Linked DNA regions of Homo sapiens: region 1 is linked to region 2. A link is an interaction called in ENCODE POLR2A ChIA-PET data of the cell type or tissue named here. Cell type or tissue: A673. All regions are shown on one strand.

Evidence for each region. ChIA-PET counts read pairs that join two places held together with the same protein. Peaks named below come from ENCODE experiments on the same cell type or tissue, not always from the same donor. Only the 100,000 strongest peaks of a DNase experiment are listed, where the experiment ranks them.
Region 1: POLR2A ChIA-PET joins it to region 2 with 5 read pairs; 1 of 35 experiments calls an interaction of 5 or more read pairs at or near these places.

What each region holds. Positions count from the first base shown.
Region 1 is chr14:20,958,732-20,963,731 of GRCh38, reverse strand. It overlaps the pseudogene RN7SL189P. Among named protein-coding and RNA genes, the nearest start is that of RNASE2, 5.7 kb to the right of the region's middle. In A673, a CTCF peak has its summit at 2,306; no DNase peak of the experiment used is centred here; H3K4me3 peaks cover 354 bases.
Region 2 is chr14:21,532,410-21,537,409 of GRCh38, reverse strand. It overlaps a transcript of SALL2 not described here. Among named protein-coding and RNA genes, the nearest start is that of SALL2, 8.6 kb to the right of the region's middle. RefSeq lists an enhancer at 2,515-3,380. In A673, no CTCF peak of the experiment used is centred here; DNase peaks (open chromatin) are centred at 229, 1,699, 2,669 and 3,879; H3K4me3 peaks cover 3,677 bases; H3K27ac peaks cover 4,954 bases.

The DNA of each region.
Region 1 (5,000 bases), 570 kb after region 2:
TGGTTGTCCCTTCCTGCTAGGAGGTCACCATATTGATGCTTAACTTAATATGAACACCCCCATCGGCTTAAGCGCACTTATAGCCCACATCTCCTGGGCTCAAGTGATCATCCTGCCTCTGCCTCCTCAGTGGCTTAGACTACAGAAGCCGGCAACAACTGTCTTTTGACTGTTCAAACCAGTTCCTTTGATTCTTTTTAAAAAAAATTTTAAGTTTTGTGTGTACCTAGTAAGAATATGTGCTTATGGAGTACATTAGATATTTTGATACAGGCATGCAATGTGTAATAATCATATCAGGTTAAATGGGGTACTCATCCCCTCAAGCATTTATCCTTTGTGTTACAAACAATCCAATTATACTCTTATTTTTAAATGTACAATAAAATTATTATTGACTATACTCACTCTGTTGCGCTAACAAATACTAGGTCTTATTCTTTTTTTCTATTTTTTTTGTACCCATTAACCATCCTCGCTTCCTCCGCATCACCCCACTACCCTTCCCGGCCTCCGGTAACCATTCTTCTACTCTATCTCCATGAATTCAGTTGTTTTTGTTTTTAGCTCCCACAAAGAAGTAAGAACATGCAAAGTTTGTCTTCCTGTGCCTGACTTATTTCACTTAACATAATGGCCTCCCGTTCTATCCATGTTGTTGCAAATGACAGGATCTCATTCTTTTTTTGTGGCTGAATAGTGTGATCTACTGATTTTCTTTCTTTTGGGTATATACCTAGCAGTCGGATTGCTGGATTTTGTGGTAGCTCTATTTTTAGTTTTTTCGGGGACTTCCAAACTGTTCTCCATAGTGGTTGTACTAATTTACATTTCTACCAACAGTGTACGAGAGTTCCCTTTTCTCCACATCCTGGCCAGCATTCTTTTTTGCATGTCTTTTGGATAAAAGCTGTTTTCACTGAGGTGAGATGATATCTCATTGTAGTATTGGTTTGTGTTTCTCTGATGATCAGTGATGTTGAGCACCTTTCCATATGGCTGTTTGCCACTTATATGTCTTATTTTGAGAAATGTCTATTCAGATATCTTGCCCATTATTTGTTTATTTATTTTATTATTAGTTTATTTTTTGGGGAGACAGAGTCTCACTCTGTTACCCAGGCTGGAGTGCAGTGGCGTGATCATAGTTCACTGCAGCCTCAGCCTCAGGAGCATATTGTTTAATTTCCATGTGTTTGTATAGTTGTATAGTTTCTAAAACTCCTCTTGTTATTGATTTCCAGTTTTATTCCATTGTGGTCAGAGAAGATGTTTGTTATTATTTGAATGCTTTCGAAAGTTTTAAGATTTTGTTTGTGACCTAACATATGGTCTATCCTTGACAATGATCCATGTGGCTGAGAAGAATGTGTATTCTGCAGCCATTGAATGAAATGTTCTATAAATATCTACTAGGTTCAGTTGGTCTATAGTGAAGATTTAGCCCAATGTTTCTTTGTTGATTTTCTGTCTGGAAGATCTGTCCAATGGTGAAATTGGGGTGTTGCAGCTATCCAGTATTTGGGGCCAATCTCCCTTTTTAGCTCTAATAATATTTGCTTTATATATCTGGGTGTTCCAGAGTTGGATGCATATATATTTGCAATTGTTATATCGTCTTGCTGAATGACTCCTTTATCATTATATAATGACCTTCTTTGTCTATTCTAATAGGTTTTGTCTTGAAATCTATTTTGTCTGATATAACTACTCCTGCTCTTTTTTGGTTTCCATTGGCATGGAATATCTTTTTCCATCACTTTATTTTCAGTCTCTGTGTGTCTTTATAGGTGAAGTGTGTTTCTTGTAGGCAATAGATCATTGAGTCTTTTTTTTTAAACCATTCAGCCATTCTATATCTTTTGATTGGAGAGGATAGTCCATTAGCATTCAATGTTGCTATTAATAGGTAAGGACTAACTCCTCCCATTTTGTTATTTGTTTTATGGTTGTTTTGTTGTCTTCTCCTTCTTTCTTTGATTCCTGTCTTTCTTTTCGTGAAATTGAGTTTCTCTGGTGTATGATTTAATTTCTTGCTTTTAATTTTTTAGTATCTGTTTTATGTTTTTTGATTTGAAGTTATTATGAGGCCCCCAAACAATATCTTATAACCCATTATTTTAAACTGATGACAATTTAGCACTGATTGCTTAAACAAACAGATGGATAAACAAGCAAAAAGAAAATTAATAAAAACCCTATACTTCTGTGAGGCCGAGGCGGGCGGATCACGAGGTCAGGAGATGGAAACCATCCTGGTTAACACGGTGAAACCGTGTCTCTACTGAAAATACAAAAAAATTAGTCGGGCGCGGTAGAGGGCGCCTGTAGTCCCAGCTACTCGGGAGGCTGAGCCAGGAGAATGGCGCGAACCCGGGAGGCGGAGCTTGCAGTGAGCCGAGATCGCGCCACTGCACTCCAGCCTGGAGGACAGAGCGAGACTCCGTCTCAGAAAAAAAAAAAAAAAAAAAAAAAGCCCTATACTTCATTCCCTCACTTTTTACCATTTTGTTTTTCTATTTATGTCTTATTGTACTATGTCTTGAAAAGTTGTTGTAGTTACTTTTGATCAGTTCGTGTTTTTCTTTCCACTTAAGATAATAGTGATTTATACATCACAATTACAGTGTTATAATAGTCTGTGTTTTCTATGTACTTGCTGTTACCAGTGAGTTTTATACTTTCAGGTGATTATTTATTGCTCATTAATGTCTTTTTCTTTCTGATTGAAGTATTCCCTTTATCATTTCTTATAGGAAAGGTTTAATGTTGATAAAATTTCTCAGCTTTTGTTTGTCTGGGAAAGCCTTTACTTTTCCTTCATGTTTGAAGGATATTTTCACTGGATATTTTATTCTAGGGTAATTTTTTTTTCTCAGCACTTTAAATATGTCATGCTACTCTCTCCTGGCCTGTAGGGCTTCCGCTGAAAAGTCTGCCACCAGACATATTGGAGCTCCATTGTGTATTATTTGTTTCTTTTCTCTTGCTGCTTTTAGGATCTTTTCTTTATCCTTGACTTCTTGAATTTGATTATTAAATGCATTGATGTAGTCTTCTTTGGGTTAAATCTGCTTGGTGTTCTCTAATCTTTTTGCACTCAAACACTGGTATCTTTCTCAAATATTGGTACCTTTGGGAAGTTCACTGTTATTTTCCCTTTGAATAAACTTTCTACCCCATCTCTTTCTCTACTGCCTCTTTAAGATAAATAATTCTTAAATTTGCCCTTTTGAAGGCTATGTTCCAGATCTTGTAGCTGTGCTTCATTATTTTTTCTTTTGTGTCCTTTGATAATGTATTTTTCAACTCATCTATCTTCAAGCTCACGAAGTTTTTCTTCTGCTTGATCAATTCTACTATTAAGATATTCTCATGAAATTCTTCAGTGTGTCGATTGCATTTTAAACTCCAGAATTTTTTCAGAATTCTCTGCATTACAAAGCAGAGACTCTTGTTTTCTTTCCTTACTTTCGCTCAAACAAATGATGTTTCTCTCAAACAAATGATGTTTCTCTCTGTGTGTTGAGCTGCCTGGAGCTGGTGGTGGGGTGACACAAACACCCCTGTGGTCACCACCACTGGGACTGTGCTGGGTCAGACCTGAATCCAGCATAGCTCTGGCTCACCCAAGGCCCTCTGTAACTACTACCTGGCTATTGCCTATGGTCACTGAAGGCCCTAGAGGTCTACAATTAGCAGGTGACAATACCCGTCGGGCTTGTGTCCTTCCCTTCAGGATGATGAGTTCCTCTAGGCCTAGGCATGTCCAGAGGTACTATCTGAGAGCCAGGGACCAAAGTAAAAAACCTGAGAAGTTTACGTGCTGTTCTGTTGTACTGTGGCTGAGCTTGCACTCAAGCCATGAGATGGAGTCCTTTCACTCTTCCCTTACCTTTCCACGGGCAGAGGAGCCTCTCCCTGTGGCTACCTCCACCACAGGCTCAAGGGGAGTATTGCCAGGCTACCGCCAATGTTCCCTTAAGGCCCCAGAGCTCTGCAGTCAGCTTGTGGTGAATGCTGCCTGGCCTGGGACTCACGCTTCAGGACAGTGGGTTCCCCTCTGACCCACGGCAGGTCCAGAAATGCCAACCACGAGCCAAGATCTGGAATTGGGGACTCCAAGAGCCTGCTTCGTGCTCTACCCTGCTGTAGCTGAGCTGCTACCTAAGCTGCAAGACAGAGTCCCCTTTACTTTTCCCTCTGCTTTTCTCGAGCGGAAGAATTGTCCCTTCATGACTGCCCCAGCTGTGAATATGGTGGGTCTCATCTGAAGTCAGCATATCTCAGAGTCTCACCCAAGGCCCATGGAGTGTACTACTGGGTATTGCTGCTGGTTATTTAGGGCCTGAGGGTTCTTCAGTCAGCAGGTGATGAATCCTGGCAGGACTGGGTCCTTTCCTTCTAGGCAGTGGGTTTTCTTCTGGTGCAGGGTGTGTCTAGTGCCTGGAATGGCAGCTTCATGACTCTGACTGGTGCTGTATCCTACTGTGGCTGAGCTGATCTTTATGATGTAAGACAAAGTCCTAGTTACTCTTTCCTCTCCTTTCCTCAAGCAGAAGGAAGGAGTCACTTTCATTGCTGTGAGCTGTGCTGCCTGGGGTTGGGGGAGCAGTTGTGCAAGCACTCCCTTAGCTGCCCTGACAAGTGTCACACTAGTGGTGTCTAGGTCCACTGGCTCTGAGCCCAGCACAGCACTGGGACTTGCCTTGTAGTTGTAGTTCTTGTGGCCTAGATTGAGTTTCAAATATATTTAGGACCCCAGAGCACTTTAGCCTACTGTGGCAAGGCTTTCCCAAACTCAGTGTCTGACCGCTGGGATAGGCGATTCCCCTTTTGCTAAGGTGGTCTAAATGCTCCTTCTGTGGGTGGGCTGTGACAGGGCAGCACTGAGTTCAATGCAGATTTCCACAATTGCTGCACTGTCCCTCCCCCACGCTCTCAGATTCTGTCTCAGCTCCATGTGGCGGCTGTTGGGAGATGGGGGAGTGGTGGCCTCA
Region 2 (5,000 bases):
AGAGGGGCATAGAAATATGACAGAACCAAAAAGCACAGTGAAGATCTTGGAAGAAGAGTTAGAAAAACAAGCCAGGGACAGTTTCTGAACAGACAGCACAGGGAGAGGCCCAGGGCCCTTGCAGGGAGGAGAGGGTTAAATCCTTTCCTCTGCAGTACAAAAGAAAAGAGTGTGCGGAAAGATTAGGATTTTTGCTTTTACAATGGGAGCTGCAGAAGCGTAGGGAAGAAGCTGAAGAAAAAAAGGGGGCGTCTCCCCTTTAAAGACTTGCAAAGATTGAGAGAGAAAGAGAGAGAGTCAAGAACAGAGAATCAGAGAGAGAGAGAGAGTCTGTGTCTCTGGGAAAGAAGAACATCTCTGCTTCACAGTGATTTGCGCTGGGGGAGAGGCATCAATTGGCTTCGGACCCAAGGGGGAGACGAGACCAGGTCACCCCGGTTAAGACCAAGTGAGCGTTGCCCCTCCCTCTCCCAACTCTCTACCCGGGAATGTCTCGGCGAAAGCAGCGGAAACCCCAACAGTTAATCTCGGACTGCGAAGGTCCCAGCGCGTCTGAGAACGGTGGGTGCCTGGGGAGGGGTGGGGGCCCCTAAGTCCAAGCCTGTGTGGGTCAGGCCAGGGCAAGGGGAGGGCACTCGGGCCATGGGCGAAACCAGGCGGGGGCGGACTTGGTCACTGGGGGTTTGAAGGAGTTGAGATGCAGGGAGTAAGAGATGACCTGCGCTGGGGAGAAGCCCCGCTTGTTACTTGGGATTGATTCTGTTTGTGTTTTCCTTGTTTTTCTCTGGATGAAATGGAGTTTTCAAACTGGCTCTGTCTCCCCACCCAAGAGTTTTCTCCTCAGGTCTCCCTTTGCTCACTGGTCTTTGTGCCGTTGCTAAGTAACGTCCTCAGACCTGAAGACCGTCTCTTCGGGGTGGGATTTTCCCCCCTTTTCTTTCTGGAGAGTTGGGTTGCAAGAGAATGAATTGGATAAACGTGAAGGCTCCCCTGAGGGAGACGAGAAAAAAGTTTCTCATTGTTGGGCTGAACTGAGAGCCGATCAGAGCTCCCAGAGGGAGAGAGCTAAGGTCGGTCAGAATGCAGCCTGGTTTGGGGTGTGTATGCGTGTCACCTGGAGGACAGCTGAAGGCTAGGTCTGGATGAGGGGCTTAGGTTTGTGCTTCAAGGAAAGCAAAGCAAAAAACAAAACAAAACAAAAGAAGTGCAAGAAAATACACCTGTTACTACATGCATATCATTTTATGAGGATACCGTGTTTTTGAAGCAACAGGTGTCCCTTATGAGGGGGAAAAATTGTATGTATTCTTGTAACATTCCGTTAAGTGACAGGCAGACAGTAGAGCAAGCAGGGAATTGAAGAGTGAAATTGCTCAGAGTCTGAGAGACAGAAGCAAAATCAGGACAAAAACTTCAATTTCCTAATGCTCAGGGCTGGCTGGTAGTGCTCACTAAACCCACTAAACCTGGGTTTTAAAAACTTGCCTGATTGTGAGTACATCTGAGCCAGGGTGTGGGAATCTATATATTTTGCAATTGTCCAGGTAATTCTTAGGATCAAAGAAGTTTTGGACATACTTGTCAGTGGTATGGCTCCATATGTGCAGACTGAAAGTCTGGAAGTCCTGGCTCCAGACAGGCAACTGTTTAGCATACAGTTGATACACCCAACAGTATAGTATAGGATTAAGCACAAGGGTTCTGAAACCAGACTTTTAGACAAATCCCAGCTCCACCACTTGGTTAGCTATGTGACCTTGGCTGGTTTATTTTGCCTCTCTATGCTTCAGTTTCCTCATCTGTGAAATAAAGATGTGTATACTAGCTACCTCATTAGGTTGTTGTGAAAATCTAAATGAGTTAATATGTGTAAATCCCTTGGAAAAATACCTAGCATAAATAAGTGCTTAATATGTGTGAATATCGTTATTATCATTATATGTGAATGCAGTGACACTGCCTGCAAGTGCTGTAGTATGACCAAAACTCAGGAACCTCTTGGCAAACGTCAGCATTTCTTTTTTTTTCTTTTCTTTTCTTTTTCTTTTTTTCTTTTTTTTTTTTTGAGAGAGAGTCTCGCTCTGTCGCCCAGGTTGGAGTGCAGTGGTGCAATCTTGGCTCACTGCCCGCTCCACCTCCCAGGTTCACGCCATTCTCCTGCCTCAGCCTCCCGAGTAGCTGGAACTATAGGCGCCTGCCACCACGCCGGGCTAATTTTTTGTATTTTTAGTAGAGACGGGGTTTCACCGTGTTAGCCAGGATGCTCTGGATCTCCTGATCTCGTAATCTGCCCGCCTTGGCCTCCCAAAGTGCTGGGATTACAGGCGTGAGCCACCGCTCCCGGCCATCAGCATTTCTTTATGAGACGTGTCATGAAAAGCTCTAAGAGAGTGTATTGGTGGCGACTAAAATTGTAGATTAAACTTGCCTTTCCACCTGTTAAAAAACAAAAACTTGAGGTCAAATCAGCGCTCCATGTGCTACAAAATAACCTTAACAGACATGTTTTGGGCAGAACGCATCCTCCCCGAAACACTGCTTTTCTGGGATCCTACTGTGCCCATATTTAGAGGTTCTATGGTGATGGCATCCTTCCCTCCTGAGACACATTAGCCCTTCTTAATGCTGCTATAGGCCGGATGTTTCCTGCTTGTGCTCTACAGGAGACTTCCCCTAGAGCCTCAACTCCTCCCCAGAGTTGCCTCACAGTTCTGCTCTCCTGCTGGTTTGATTGTGGAACTATGCTGAACACCCCTCCAAACCCCCAAGAAGCATTCTCTCCTCTTCTTCCTACTTCCTCCATCTGCTCACCCATTCCCCATATCATAGCTGAGGAAAAATCTTCTGTGAGGGAGTCAAAAGCTATCTTTAGCGGCTGTCTTGAATGGATTTTCAAGCCCTTTAAGATATAGCTTCCACCTGGGGGCATGGTAATGCTGCTACAAAGCCATCCCCATAGAAACAGTAAAGGTTTAAACCCAATGGCATCAACAAATTTTTGATGAAAATTTGCCTTTGAGCTATGAAAGGCAGGAACAAATGTAAGGAGCAAGGAAGCAGTAGCACCCTCTGTTAAGATCTACCGTAAGAAAGCCTAAGGATTTTCTCATCAGAATTCCCCTGGAGTGAAAGATCCTAGGCTACTTATGATCTGGATGTCATTGGGCCTCATCTGCAAAATGAGGTGGCTCTATTTGATCGTATCTAAAATTCCTCCTGGATCTTATAAGCTTATAATATATAAATTTCACATTTTCTGGTTTTCTTTTAAATTAATAAATTTTCTTAATCATGAATGGGGCAGCATCCATTCTGCAAAACAGAATGAGAGCTCTCCTTTTCCCTAATTTTTTATAGACAGGGTTTCTATTCACTTATGTGATCTTCAGGCATCTGACTTCCTTCTACCCCAGAGCATGCTCCACAGTTAGGGAGGAAGGGCTCTTATTTAGGGGCACATGTATCCTTTGGTGTACCTGTGAAATTATGGATATCATCATGAGTATCAGAAGACATTTAGTCAGTAGTCTAGGGTGCCAGTAATGTTTCCAGGAGTCTTTTGCCTTCTTGTAAGCAATATGTGCCATATACAACATGCAAATGCTGAGCCTTTGTTACATATTTTAAAAGCCAAAATTCTGCAGTGACCTAAGACATCACCAAGAAACAGTCTGAAAAATCTGTTTTCCAGCCGTTTTTGCTCAGCTTCCCTAACCAGAGCATCAAAACCTAACAGAACAGTTATTGCATATAAGTGATGGGCAGGAAATACTCTATTCACTTAAAAACTCTAGAGAGGAAAAAAAAAAACCTTCTCTCTCCCCTACAGAGTCTAGAAATCTGGATTAGAGAACACAAAGGATGTGACTGGGGGAAAAATGCAAACCAGTACATCTGGGAAATAAAGGAAACAATCAGAAACCCAGATATTTAGTGAGAAGAAGAAACCAGGACAGCAGCCAAACAGATCTAGAGGGAGAGAGGGGAGTACTTTAGATGGAAGTTGGCAGATAGCAAGAACAGCAAGAGAGGAAAGAAGGCAAAGGTAGAGTTTTGGGGGCTCTGTTTACATTTGGAAGTAAAGAGCCTCATCTCTCAGGTTATTGATCCCTGGGCCACTCAACCTAGGTATTCCCAGATCAGAAAAAACACATTTTGGAATAGAGAGTATCTCAGTCCTGGTGTTACAGAGTACTAGATAAGAAAACAGAAAACTTGGTTTTCAATCTAGTGTGGACCTTGAAGCTATGTGACCTTGGGCACATGTGACCTTTCTTACCCCAGGGCTTCATTCAGCTTTTGACATTCAAATAATAACTAACACCCATGGCTAATATTTGTGGAGCATTCAGGTACTGTGCTAGGCCCTTTTTGCATTTCCTCTTTTTCCTCCCAACTCCGTTATTATTATTATTTTATTTATTTATTTATTTATTTTTATTATTTTGAGACGGAGTCTCGCTCTGTCGCCCAGGCTGGGGTGCAGTGGCGCGATCTTGGCTCACTGCGAGCTCCGCCTCCCGGGTTCACACCATTCTCCTGCCTCAGCCTCCCAAGTAGCTGGGACTACAGGCGCCCGCCACCACACCTGGCTAATTTTTTATATTTTCAGTAGAGACAGGGTTTCACTGTGTTAGCCAGGATGGTCTCGATCTCCTGACTTCATGATCCGCCCACTTTGGCCTCCCAAAGTGCTGGGATTACAGGCGTGAGCCACCACGCCCAGCCCCAACTCCCTTATTATTACAAAAAAAATTTTTTTCTTTTTTTGAGACCAAGTCCTACTCTGTTGCCCAGGCTGGAGTGCAGTGGCACGTCTCGGCTCACTGAAACCTCCACCTCCAGGGTTCAAGAGATTCTCCTGCCTCAGCCTCCTGAACAGCTGGGATTACAGGTGCATGCCACCACACCTGGCTAAAATTTTTTTATTGTAAAATATGTGTAATAAAATTTACCATTTTAACCATTTTTAAGTGTACAATTCAGTGGCATTAAGTACA